2 separate regions of the Homo sapiens genome follow, and region 1 is linked to region 2. A link is an interaction called in ENCODE POLR2A ChIA-PET data of the cell type or tissue named here. Cell type or tissue: PC-3. All regions are shown on one strand. Links, peaks and the distances in the headings refer to the core of each region. The heading gives the core; the rest is flanking DNA.

Region 1 (5,202 bases), core at 203-5,202, 57 kb after region 2:
TTTTTTAGATAAACTTTGAAATAAATGATTATTAAATGTGCAAACCAGTCCACCAAGATGTGGAACTCCTAAAACTGGCCAAACTGTATTGCATAAAAGAAGTATAAATCATGCTGATATCCTGGCAATTAGACACAATTGCATCTGGAAAAGCACAAGCTCCTTAACTAGAGCAGGATGAGGAAGTGTCAGACTGTCTAAGGCAACTCTAGAGATATCTAGGCCTGTCACCAATATGATTCCTGTGTTTATCAACTGTAACTACAATTGGTTTTTAGTTCATAAAAGGACTGAGAAAAGGTGAGAGCTTTTTTGAGCTTCTTGGGAGGGAATTAGAAGTGAAAGGGGAAGAAGGAGGTTAAGAAGGATTTGTGTTTGTATTGGAAAGATGTGGCTGAAGGCAGAATAATGGAACTGGATGTGATTTAAAAAAAAAGAAAAAACAGACCTAGAAAGGTAAGATGGAGTGACCAAAAGCAATTTATGATTCTTTGGAGGATGTAGCAATAAGATAGCCGAAAAAACTCACTTCTGGAGACCAATAAGAGTGTGCTAAATTGCACTTCAGAGTAGACTTGTAAAGGTCAGATACACCCAGCTGTTGGTATAAAATGGTTATTTGGCAGTCAAGGGCTGAGAACCCATGTAGAAAGTGCTTGTATCGGCACTTCGCCAAGCAGTAAGGAGGTAAAATGGGTCAAGATGTGGAAGACAGTGGTTTTAATGCTCAACAGTGCATATTGACCCAGTCTTTCTCTCTGTGGTACAGCCATGAGTGAGGGTCTCCCTTCCTTAGCAGGCTGCAAAAACCCAGCACTGTCATCCACCTCAGAGCCCTGGTTAGTTTCCCCCCTCACCAGAGGACAGAAGTTCATCTCATTTCCCCAATATTATGTAATTTGAACTTTTTCAGGATTAACCACAAAGACAACAAAAATAATGTAAAAACAAAAAACAAAAAACCTTACTTATTTTGAGCATGCAATACTAGGGGGTGGAAATGGGGTTTCCTCATCAAAAGGATCTGCTTCTGTGATTCATTTATTAGATGTCAGCAGGAGGCAAGCTTAATGGCATGAGATGACACAAAAAGCCAAATATGTCTAGATGGGGTGGCTGTTCTATGGATCCAGAAGAGAAAAATATACATTTAGAAGACCAGTTGTTTTTAAAGTTTTTCTGTGGCTGAATTATTTTATCAATTGTAGTCTAATGAAGTTATTTGTTTACCTTTTGATATAGCTACTGTTACATATTAAATTTATGCTGTCATCTTACTGGTTTAATTTCTTAGGCCCAAAATATAGTAACACAATTTATTAGTATTTACACTGAAGTGACCCCCTACATATTAATGTTGTCAATTTTATGATATATTTCTTAATTTATATTTGTTAAATTACAGATATCGATGAATGCAAGGTTATTCACGATGTTTGCCGAAATGGGGAATGTGTCAATGACAGAGGATCATATCATTGCATTTGTAAAACTGGGTACACTCCAGATATAACTGGGACTTCCTGTGTAGGTAAGTGTCTATTTCTGATGGCTTATCCTCAAGTGGAAATTTTAGATTATGGAAAAAAAAAAACCCAAAGCTAAAAATCTAAAAAGTCTGTGCAGTTTCATAGGAAAGCACAGGACAATCATCAAAGTCTACACAGAGTTTCCTTTTTCTTTCCCCGAAACTAAAATTCTTCGTTAGACCCTGTGGAAATTGAGCGTGTACACATCATTTTTAGATGCACAGTCACGCTGTATTTCTTTGATCATAGATCTGAACGAGTGCAACCAGGCTCCCAAACCCTGCAATTTTATCTGCAAAAACACAGAAGGGAGTTACCAGTGTTCATGCCCGAAAGGCTACATTCTGCAAGAGGATGGAAGGAGCTGCAAAGGTAAAGTAGAATTGACCATTGCCCCTCACCTAGCTCCTGACACATGGCTGCATTCCTTTGCCTGTAAGAACTCCACAGGCAAGCCGAAAGACCTGCTCTACAGGCAGGAGGTGCTTCCCTGGGGTTAATGCCTCCATGGGACCTACCTCCTGTGCTGGAGGGAAGGAGGCTAAAGCCAGGGAGATTGTGGAGGAAGCAGCTGTCCTTGCTGCATGCCCCCTGGGCATCCATGGTGGCCATCCATGACTGTCTCAGAGATAGCAGGGCCAGCTTCAATGGCTCTGGTGGGGCAGATTCTTAATTGGTGACCTCCTCTCTGCTTTCTGTTTTTTGTATTTATTCTTTATAGCTATATAGTTCAGGTTTCCAGGAAGGTCCTGCCTCGGAATAATCAGTGCCATGATCGTAGAGGACATTGTGCCTAATGAATTAGATGCTGTGTCCAGATTTTTGTTCTGCAGAAAAAGTCTATTTCTGCCCTGTAGGAGCTTCCCTGAGACATAAATATCACACAGAATTAAGAACCAGAAAAGCTCTGGGCAGAAATCCCTTCTCAACCAGAAGTTATCCTTTGCAAAATTTTTTTGGTTTAATTTTACTCCTGTAAACATCTTCCTCCACAATAAGAACATTATATTTAGTGAATAGCACTAGTGAGTCATACTTAACAATAATTTGGGAAATCAGAGATTTGGAGAAGAAAAGATAGACCAAGTGGTAGAGCAAGAGATATCATGTCATGCCATGAAACTTTGAAGGAAATTTATAGAAACATACAGAAGTAAGGAAGGTAAAGGATAGAGTGGAGTCTTTTTCCTATTTTTTCTCATAAAGCTTAAGTTCTTCCACTTACTTGGTATATATAACTAAATATCAAATGAATGATGCAGCTGTGTGTACCACTGAACTGAGAAGAGGCTAGAAGGGTGGAGGGTGGGACCAGCACATCCCCACGGAGGATCCAGATTGGAGGAGAGGAGAGGAGAGAAGTGGAGAGCAGAGAGAAGTTGGGCTCTTGACCTCTTTCCTGTGTCTGCTGAAAGGGAGAGTTAAGAGACATGTAATAGTGGATGACATCATGGGCAAGTGCCTGAGGCCTTCCTGTGCAGCACAAAGCCTGTATAATCCTGTAGTTTGGGGAGAGGAAGTTGAGAGACCTACTTACACATTCTAAACATCTTAAATGAAGTCGCTCATAGCTTTGTTCTTCTCAAATGTGGAACTTATTTTACATCTGGGGTCACTGTGAGTTCTAGGCAATGTGAAGCTATAACTCAGAGCCATAAATTTATTCATATAAATGAAGAACCAAATTCAAGGGGAAAATATCTCTCATTGTATATATTATCTGTAACAAGCAAAACAAATTTATAGCATTTTTTCTAACCTCTGGGGGCAGAAAATTCTCAAAAGTTTCCAGCAATTAAAAGATGAAAAATGAAAATGCATCAATAAAGTTCTCTTTATGGCTTTAGGAGTGCAAAGAGCAACTGTAATTTTTACATGTCCACTCACAACTTGTCCCTTTTCCTGTTTTTTCCCATAAGGTTCAAATTCTTCCACTTACTTGGTATATATAACTAAATATCAAATGAATAGTGCAGATAGTTGCACCACAGTCACTGAGAAGGAGGAAGCCAGAAGGGTGGCCGTGGGAGCAGCACATCCCCAGTGAGAGATGGGTAGAATGCAGATTAGAGGGGAGAAGAGGAGGAAGGGCATCTTGGAGGCAAGAGCAGCAAGTGCTGCTGTTCTTCATGTGTTGTACTCATGAAATGGTGTTAGGAGAAATCACTGAGTCATCTTCCTCACCTGTTGCAGGTGAGCTTCAGCAAATGTGTCATGATGCTCCAGCCAAGCTCCTTGGGCCATAGACAGGGGAAACCAGTCCACAGACTCTGAGAAAGCTGAACAGAGAGTGCATATCAGTCAAGATCTCAGCAGTGGAAAGAGCACAGGACAGGCAGCATTATAAGAGAAGCCGGAACTAGGACAGGTCTCGGGAGGGTCTCTCAGTGTAGGTCCACTCCAGATGTTACTCTAGCCAGGAACTGGCCCTGTGGAGTGGAAGCAGTCACTGGCAAAGCTGGCACTGATCTGCAGCTCCAAAGCAGTTGTGCAGATGGTGAGGGCATAGTGGTTGAATTTGTGATAAAATAAAGTCACTAATGTTTTTTCCTGAATATGCGACAATTTTAAAATTATCATTAAAGTTTAGCTAGAAGCTAGAACACAACATTTCATCTCTTGGTATTTTGAAATAACATTGGAGTTGAGAATGCAACTTAGAAGTTGAGGCGTTGAGAAAAGAGGCCTGGTCAAAGCAGAGGGTTTTATTGAGATGTGGGAAACAATGTTGGATAAACACTGCAGGCAGTTGTCAGTTTTGGATTTTTGTTTTTTTTGTTTTTTGTTTTTTGTTTTTGTTTTTGTTTTTGTTTTGAGACGAAGTTTCACTCTGTTGCCCAGGCTGGAGTGCAGTGGTGCGATCTCAGCTCACTGCAACCTCTGCCTCCCAGGTAGCTGGGATTACATGCACACACCACCACACCCAGCTAATTTTTGTATATTCACTAGAGACAGGTTTTGCCATGTTGCCCAGGCTGGTCTCAAACTCGTGAGCTCAAAGTGATCAGCCTGCCTTGGCCTCCCAAAGTGCTGGGAATACAGGCATGAGCCACCACGCTTGGCCTGGAGGCAGTTTTATTAAAAGTGCCTTTAGCTATTAAAATGAATTTTTCCTTTGCTTTGTTTCCTTCCTGATTGCTCAATTTTGGTTTATCCTAAGAAGAATCACGACTAAAGAAATCAGATTTTGTTTTTGATGACTTCATTTGAGTAGATTAAAAACAGCAAACAGAAGAGAACTAAGCCAGCAAATTCATTTCCAGCTTCAACATTTCTCTTTATGTTTTAACTTAAATAGATCTTTTCAAAGCTCTGGAAAATTTGCAGAATCATTCATCTTTCGCTTCATTTAAAAATTTGTTTAAAATGTCATGATTTATTTGAAATTCCTTTGTTGAGGAATTCCTGCATTTCTCCAATTAGAATTGTGTTTTCTTGGATCCCCTAAAGATCTCTTTATATTTTTTTGAGGGGAGGAGGGTCTAAATTGACACCTTGTTTTATCTTTCAGATCTTTACCCCCTGTGTCTCTCCTTGCCTTTTGCTGTGGCTTCTTTCTAGTCAGGGTCATTTGAGACCTCCAAATCAAACGTGGAGCTGCTTCATAGGGTCAGCTTCCCTGATCCTGTTTTGTTGGCTTGACTCAAATGCCTCTCTTGCATTTTCTTGTAGA
Region 2 (8,124 bases), core at 1-5,000:
CCATAGGAAAAGTAAGGATATTTAGAGGCACAATACTCATATTTTAACCAGCATTCCAAAGAGAGCTTTCTTGTGGCTATTAAATGGTACTCTTGTCAGATATGTTATGAGGACTGACTGGCCATTCGTCAGCTCCAGATGGACATTTCTTTTATGCCTATCCATTACTTTTGTCCACTTAACCCTCCTTCTGCTTTGACTATCATGTAGGCTTTTTAAATCCTTGACTAAAGGCAAACAAAATTTACTTCTGACAAGAATGCAGTAAACTTTAGAACTGATCTATTTGTTTTGTATAGTTTCTATTGTTATGCCTTCAAATTTGATAAACTTTTCTTCTACGATCTCTAATCTGCCTTTCCTCACATACAGTGTATTTTTCATCTCAGATGTTGTAGTTTTCACCTCTAAAAGTTCGACTTGGGTATTTTTTCATATATTCTGTGTCTCTGCATAAGTTCAATCATTCCTCTAGCTGTTTGAACACATGGAATACAGTTATAACAACTTTTAGTGTCTTTGTCTCCTAATTCTGTCATCTGCATTGGTTCTAGGTCATTTGAATAAATTGACTTTCTTCCTTATTTTAGGTCATATTTTCCTGCTTCATTGAGTGACTGGTAATTTTTGATTGGATACCAGATAGTGTAAATTGTGCCTTACTGAGTGCTAGATATTTTTGTATTCCTAGAAATATTTTTGAACTTTGTTCTGAAGTGTAAATTACTTGGAAACACATGGATCCCTTTCAAAGTCTTGCTTTTAAGCTTTTAAGCTACACTTAGTCTAGGGGTAATTTTGCTCTGTTAGTGAGGTAAGACCCTTCTGGATATTCTACCCAATTCCCTGTGAATTATGAGGCTTTCCAGTCAGGCTGGTGGGAACAGGCACAATCCCAGACCCCCTGTGAACTTTGAGGATTGTTCCCTCTCATTTTCTTGGGTAGTGCTTTCCCCAGCCTTGAGTAGTTTGTTTCCTTATATGAATGTGCTGGTCACTACTCATCTGAATACTTGCAGAAGACTCTTAGCAAATCTCTGGCATTGCTTTCTTCTGTGTAGCTCTCTCCTGTCCTTTACTCTGCCCTATGAACCCTAACTACCTCAGCCTTCCAGGATGCCCAGATTCATCTCCTCAACTCAAGGACAGTGCCTGGCTCCATCTGGTACCTCCTCCTTATGCCATGAAGTTAAAACTCTCCTATTCAGTAATCTCGGGCAATTGTAGGATTCACCTAGTTTTTCTTTCTCTCAGGGATCACTGTCTTTTGTTGCCTAATGTCCAATGTCTAGAAAACCACTTTTTAAGGTATCTATTGTCTATTTTTTTTGGTTGTTTCATCTGAGAATATAATTTTAATTCCTGTTATTCTATCTTGGCCAGAAGCAAGAGTCTGGTATTGATTATATTTACATTTTTATCACATTTATCTTCTGAAAGCCTTTACTGAAAATGTTTGAAGTCCTAGAATTAAAATGAATGTCATAAAAAATGAATAATTTTTAATTTGGAAAAGAAGTGAAGTCTTAAACTACTTACACTAAGACAACCAGTTCATCTATCCTTTCTTTCAAAATATGAAAACTAAATTGTTATCATCATGCAGACTGAATTAAACTTTTCATCCTGCAATAGAGTATGCTGTTCTAAAAAGTTTTCTAGACTGTCACATAAACGAGCTCTAAACTCAGCATGGAGCCCATCTGTTTATTTGATTAACTGGCCTGCTGCTTATGGGCCAGATGAAAGCCAGTCTGAATAATGAGCTTGCAATGTAAAGAATGAAGAGCAAATGTAAATTGGCCTCTAAAATTTAACATTGTTTTTCTGAGGGAAAGCATTTTACCTTTTCTAATGTATTTGTCATAGTTATTATGTCTCGAGGGGAAAGTACTCAATGATATCAAATAGCTACATATATTAATAGTATATATGTTTTACAGATGTCAATGAGTGTGACCTGAATCCAAATATCTGCCTAAGTGGGACCTGTGAAAACACGAAAGGCTCATTTATCTGCCACTGTGATATGGGCTACTCCGGCAAAAAAGGAAAAACTGGCTGTACAGGTGTGTTTGTTCAAGTAGAACAATAAAATATTAAGTAGTTAAGAGATTGGTATCATAATTATAGATTGATACATGTTTTAAAACTCATACATTTTAACTATATTATAAAACATTTTGCATAACATTTTTCATTAATTTAGCTTCCACTTCTTTGAAATTTGTCATCGTTTATATTGGATCCAAGTTGCAGGTTTTTTTCTTGACCTGTGGGGGGAAAAAGGTGTATTGAATAAATTAACACTGTAAATAGCACATTTTTATGAGGTTAAAAATCACATTTTCATATCAAATTAGTGAACATGCTAATTACCAAATATTCATGGCCCTTCACCGAAGCAAGCCTTTTCCAATAACCTCCTTTGCCAACACTTCATTTAAGGTTTATAACTGGAATTGCTCTTTAAAGGAAAACATCCTACAATTCATATATTTCATCAATTCTCACTAGTCTTCCAGTGCCTTAAATAGGAGTACTTTTGATGTATTAAGTCATATTAGTCCAAGGAAGTCTTTATTCATGGGACTTAGCAAATCTTATGAAGTGATAATGAAACCATTTGCAATGTTGTCTGTTACCAATAGCACATGAGAAAATGTTTTCACAATATTTGTAGGAGACTATCCTATTAAATGCCAAATGGAAGAAGTTACTCTGTGCTAATGACATTGTGTTTAGTTTATAAGTGTTTAGTTGGTATTTTCAAATATGAGGCAATGACATTAAGTCCATGGAATGATATAATAAAGTTTTACTCTAGTTACTTATATTAATTTGACAGATTATGGCATATAACATAATTTAAAACATAATGGAAACCATGGTGAGCTTGAATTAGGTAACTGAATAATTTCTTAATAAATAACAGTCTTTAATTCCAAAAACCAGTTTGGCAAGCTCTTATGACTTAAAACAAATATTAAAATATTTGCAGATTGGCAGTGGGGCAAATGTGCAGATCCTCCTCTTAATTATATCAACATATTTCAAGAAAACACCAAAATATATTTATTATTGTTTCAAACTGGCCAATAATGCTATTTCAAATTTATTGATATGTAGGATAAGGGCAATAATATTATTGTTGGTTCAAAAATAACAGATGCTAGCCAAATTATGAGAAGAAGCATGAAGCTGGAATGTTTTCATTTTCACTATGCTACTCCTTACATGAAGCCTGTCTAGGGGTCCATTCTGATAAATGGCACAGTGTTTAAACTCTCAACTCCTATACGGCCTCTCGGTACAAATGGTGCCTAGCTTTGTATGTCTATGGTTCAAGCTTTATTTTTAGCTTCCAGTATAAATATAGGACTTGGTAAGGGATGATGGTCTGGCAGTAGTGAAAAGAAAGGTAAGATAGTTCTGTATTATGTTTTAACTAATAGAGGATAATACTACTGTTTTGTTAAGCTGAGCACATTGAAATTCAACCCAGAGGCAGTGATGCTTATGAAAGAAGTTAATCTCATGGAACAACCTTCATTCCCCATAAGAAAGAGGTCTCTAGAATTCAATGCTCCAAATTCTAGCTAACTGGGTCATGTGCAGTGGCTGATTATTTTAGGCCTTACCCTGAAGAAAGCTTAAATTTTCATGTTATTTAATGTAGTTTTAGGTAAATGACATATAATGTATACAATGCTGTTGGCGCAGTGCTGGTCAATAAATAAAAGCTATTGTCAAATGAAACATAGACACAGTGTCTAGAGGCCATTTTAGTGAAAGCCATTGCTTCTAGTCTATATCTATTGTCCATTGTTTTGTTGTTTCATTTGAGAATTTAACAGTCTAGCAAAAATTTTATGCTACTGTTTACTGATTCATGCTTGAACTCAGTTTAAAGAAGGAAAATCTTACTCTTTATATTGAAAGGCTTGTTTTTCGTAGTTGAATTTGCACAGATACTAAGACCATGGTAACAGAGCTGTGCACTACAGTTGCATGAAGTGACACCAGCTTTACGTTAAGAACAGCAGCCTTTGAGTCAATCACATGAACATAGATTTGAAGTCAAAGAAACATTTGATCCTCTTCAAATCTTTTTCATAGATTTGAAGTCAAAGAAACACTTGAGCTCTTCCTCCAGTTTTGAAAATTACAGCCTAAAATGATTTTCCAATTTGCTAAAATCCAGCTAGCACTGTAGGAAGACTTGAGTTTTATGCCCCTTTGATACCAGAGTAACATGGCATGTGATATTCTCATCTGAAGGAGTAGTACCCTGAATTGTGTTCTTAGTAAATCCACTCATTCATGATCTTGAACAAATCACCAGGGTGCTCTGCAGTTACTCAAATGTTCTCCTTGGGTAAGTAACAGCCCTGACCTGTGGAAGGGCATCACATTTGATTGGAAATGGCTTAACCAAACAGTAAGTTTGGTATACTTGAAAACGTGTTTTTAAAAATCTGGGGCAAAATGTTTTTTGAATGCCATGTCACTAAGGCTCTTTTAGCTGCTTTTAGTTTAAAATTCGTGTCATTCACAACTTAGAACACCGTCAGGTTACCTTGGTGATGGCTTTGCTAATAATGTTCCAGGCAACTAATGTAAGTAGAGATAGGTATCTTGCCTAATTGGATAAGCAAGCAGACAAAAGGAATATGTCTACTTATTTATCTATTTATTTATTTAGATAGATTATTGTTTAATGAAAAGAATTATGAAAATATGTATGCTATTTTATAAGGAGAAATTTTGCTTCATGAGAACTAAGAAAAAGACCTCTGGGCTCCATTACAGTTTTGTCTAAATATTTCAGCTCCCTGTCATTACTGAGTATTTCCATTTTAACAAATAAACATGTTTTTTCCCCCAATCACTTTAGCAATGTTCAGAATCCACCCACTGACTTACATTCCCAGCCCACACAGATGCTAAGGGTTTCTTTTTACTCCGTAAGCTTTGTTCAGACCCTGGGTATTGCCAAGGGGGAATGTTCCATTTAATGGAGAGAGAACACATTTGCTTGAAACGCAGAACACAGCTCTTCTATCCTTGGCTTAAGTGGGCTGGATTACAATTTTTCTATGACCCAATGTAAGGCTTCTGCTGCTTGTTCTACATAATTAAGGCCCTGCTAGGTGTCATCTTTGATGGGTGGTCCTGGCTTTCACAAGCTAATTTTAAGACCCTACCTCCCATCATGTGCTTACTTAGTTAATGAATAAAGCAAGCATACCATTAAGTGGAATTAAATCAGACTTGTTTTCAGTTAAAATAGCGGGATTTCTGGGTAATTCCATATTGGAAACTAGCTGGTTTCTTTCATAAGAGAAATGTCTCTGGTGGATCTTGGTTCATAGGAGAGAATCATATATTTCAACCACCAACAGTCAGTGAGAATTTGTGTTCATTTCCTTCCAGTTTCTTATCACTGCTAATTTTCCTTCACTGGCTGTCGGCCTGTGAAAACTCCATGGGTGTTCAGTTAATAGTGTTGGCTCAAATTTGGATCCAAATTAAGAAATCCAAGTAGCCTTCACGTTTGGCCTCTCCATTCATGGTAACGCCCTCTTCCTCAATGCCTAATCAAGGAGTTTCTGCAGTGCACAGCTCTGCCAGGTTAGGATCCAGGAGACAGATGCCCAGATGGCAGAGAAGGCAGGTGTTTGTGTGGGTGATACAGCCTCTCCCTGCGTGACTGTAAGAGGAGGCCACAGCAGCCCCGGGCACAAGCCCATACTTGGATGACATACTTGCATGGGACATACCCAGAGCCTGTGAGCAGGGTCTGCTCACACCACACCCTTGCCCTTCAAGAGAGCCATGCAAGAGGACCTTTGAGTCTTTGTGACAAAGGTTTGGTGGGGTTAAGAAGGTTGCGGTGTCACTTTAAGTTTGAATTTCTTTGCTTTTCTTGGCTTATGCTATTCTTAATCTTAAACAGGAATTTTCTGTTTGCAGCGAACTTGTGCAGGAAAGAGAACATTTTTACAGAAAGAGATATTCTTGGCAAACATGTACTATGTTTCCTTCATGTTATTGAAGAGTGTTTCAATACAGCATTTTTGTTTGCTTGTTTTCCTTATGGCTCACTTTCCCCTTCTGTTTGCTTTTATGATGAATTACAGTCCAAGTCTGCCACAGAAACAATTAATGAATGATAGTTGGTGCATGCATGCACACACACCCACATGCAAAAACCTTTTATTTGGAGATGCTTTTATACTTTATGACCACTTGAAGTCTCTCCAATTGTTACATACTGAGAGTGTAAAACATTGAGATAATAACTTATACAAATAGTCACAAAATGGAGAATTGAATATTGGCTCCTGAGTTACTCTCTCCTATTACCCAAAAGCCCATGATACACAGCCTGTTGTAAATATAGTTTCTTTTCACCTTGAAAACATTGCCATAAAACTGAAAACACTTTCTAAAGTTGTAAATTTCTATTAGCATATTACTGATGATTTTTAAAGGAGACTTTCCATTAAAAAGAAATGATAATTTTCTTAATTGCAAGATTAAACATGGAAGGTAAAAGCCATATGAAAATGATAATACTCATAAAATAAGAGTACCTCTGGTCATTAGAAAACTGGAAAGAAAAAGATTACAGAATTACTAGATTAATAGGTTGTGGTCATCTCTGAAAATTATGCTTAGTAGAAGATATTAGTGAGTATTTCTATAAGTCAGTTAATATTCACCAATATTTTGGTAACTCCATAAAGCAAGGCTTAGAATAAAATCCTGATATGACTAAAGAAATGCGCTCAGCTGGGCGCAGTGGTTCACGCCTTAATCCCAACACTTTGGGAGGCCAAGGCGGGTGGATCACCTGAGGTTAGGAGTTCAGGACCAGCCTCACCAACATGGTGATACCCCATCCCTACTAAAAATACAAAAAAAAAAAAAAAAAAAAAAAAAAGCCAGGCGTGGTGGCAGGCACCTGTAATCCCAGCTACTAGGGAGGCTGAGGCAGGAGAATTGCTTGAACCCAGGTGGCGGAGGTTGCTGTGAACCGAGATCGCACCATTGCACTCCAGCCTGGGCGACAAGAGCAAAACTCCATCAAAAAAAAAAAAAAAAAAAGAAAAGAAAAGAAAGAAAGAAGCTCAGCTAGGCAGCTGTGGCCCAAGGGAAGGAGTGCCAATCACCAGATGGGGAAACTGAGTTTCAGGAGGTCCTGGCTCTGCCCCTCACTGACTTGTAGGGCCCAACTTCTTTGTCTTCTTCTGAGAAACTGAGATTGGGAGAATGGAATTACGAGTTCTTTCCACTTAGAAAATTCCTTGATTCTATAACATCTGGAGGCTTTGATACTTATGCAATTGAAGCTTTTTGTGTCCACATAAGATTATTTGTCAGAGATCATGACAAATATAGGAGAGAAATTTAGGCAAAACTCCACAAAAATGGTGATTTGTTGCATTACCTCTGAGGGGAGCAATTACCTGAGGCAGAAAGAAGTTTCGACAGCCCTGCTTGGGAGTATTTGTGCTAGTTCTGCGGGATCTGTTAGGTCAGGTATGGAAAGACATACATTCTTGAATTCCTGTGCCTACTTAGCACTGTTATCCCTGAATTGGCCTTCCTCCTCATTTCCTTGGAATGTGCCATGCTCAATTATTTAGCTGGTTAAAGCTCCCAGTCACAGTCTAAAGCTATGTGTCTCTCTTGACCTGCAGTAATAACTTGATAGGTCCATGTGGCTGCCAAGGTTACACTAAAATCCACCTATACAATGTGTCATGACTGAAAGGACATTCTTCCAGGCATGCTGCTTCATTTTTATGATCATTAGTGATATTATAAAGTTCTTTTGTAGGAGCAATCTGTTCTTATTTCATTTTGTGTTTGCTCTAGAAGTTATGAAGAAGCCAAAGATCCCAGGACCATTTCAGAGCTTCAGATGGAACACTTGGCAGATAGCATGTTTGCAAACACTTTCAAATCATTTAATTGGGCTTCATAAGTAAACAAAAAGGCAAACATGAATTACTTGCCCAGTTTCTTTTTCATGCCACTATTCAAGTGTTCACTGGAAATTCTTGCAGTGTTTTGTATGGCAAAATTGTTCTTCTTGACCTAAGATTGGTGTTA

Evidence for each region. Peaks named below come from ENCODE experiments on the same cell type or tissue, not always from the same donor. Only the 100,000 strongest peaks of a DNase experiment are listed, where the experiment ranks them.
Region 1: POLR2A ChIA-PET joins it to region 2 with 6 read pairs; 5 of 35 experiments call an interaction of 5 or more read pairs at or near these places.

Annotation. Positions count from the first base shown.
Region 1 is chr15:48,422,068-48,427,269 of GRCh38, reverse strand. It overlaps FBN1 (fibrillin 1), which reads left to right. Exons shown (of 66, transcript NM_000138.5): 59 at 1,406-1,531; 60 at 1,779-1,901; 61 at 5,202. Among named protein-coding and RNA genes, the nearest start is that of DUT-AS1, 93 kb to the right of the region's middle. In PC-3, for the core only: no CTCF peak of the experiment used is centred there; a DNase peak (open chromatin) is centred at 2,999; H3K27ac peaks cover 1,212 bases.
Region 2 is chr15:48,475,600-48,483,723 of GRCh38, reverse strand. It overlaps FBN1 (fibrillin 1), which reads left to right. Exons shown (of 66, transcript NM_000138.5): 32 at 1,944-2,069. Among named protein-coding and RNA genes, the nearest start is that of DUT-AS1, 150 kb to the right of the region's middle. In PC-3, for the core only: no CTCF peak of the experiment used is centred there; no DNase peak of the experiment used is centred there.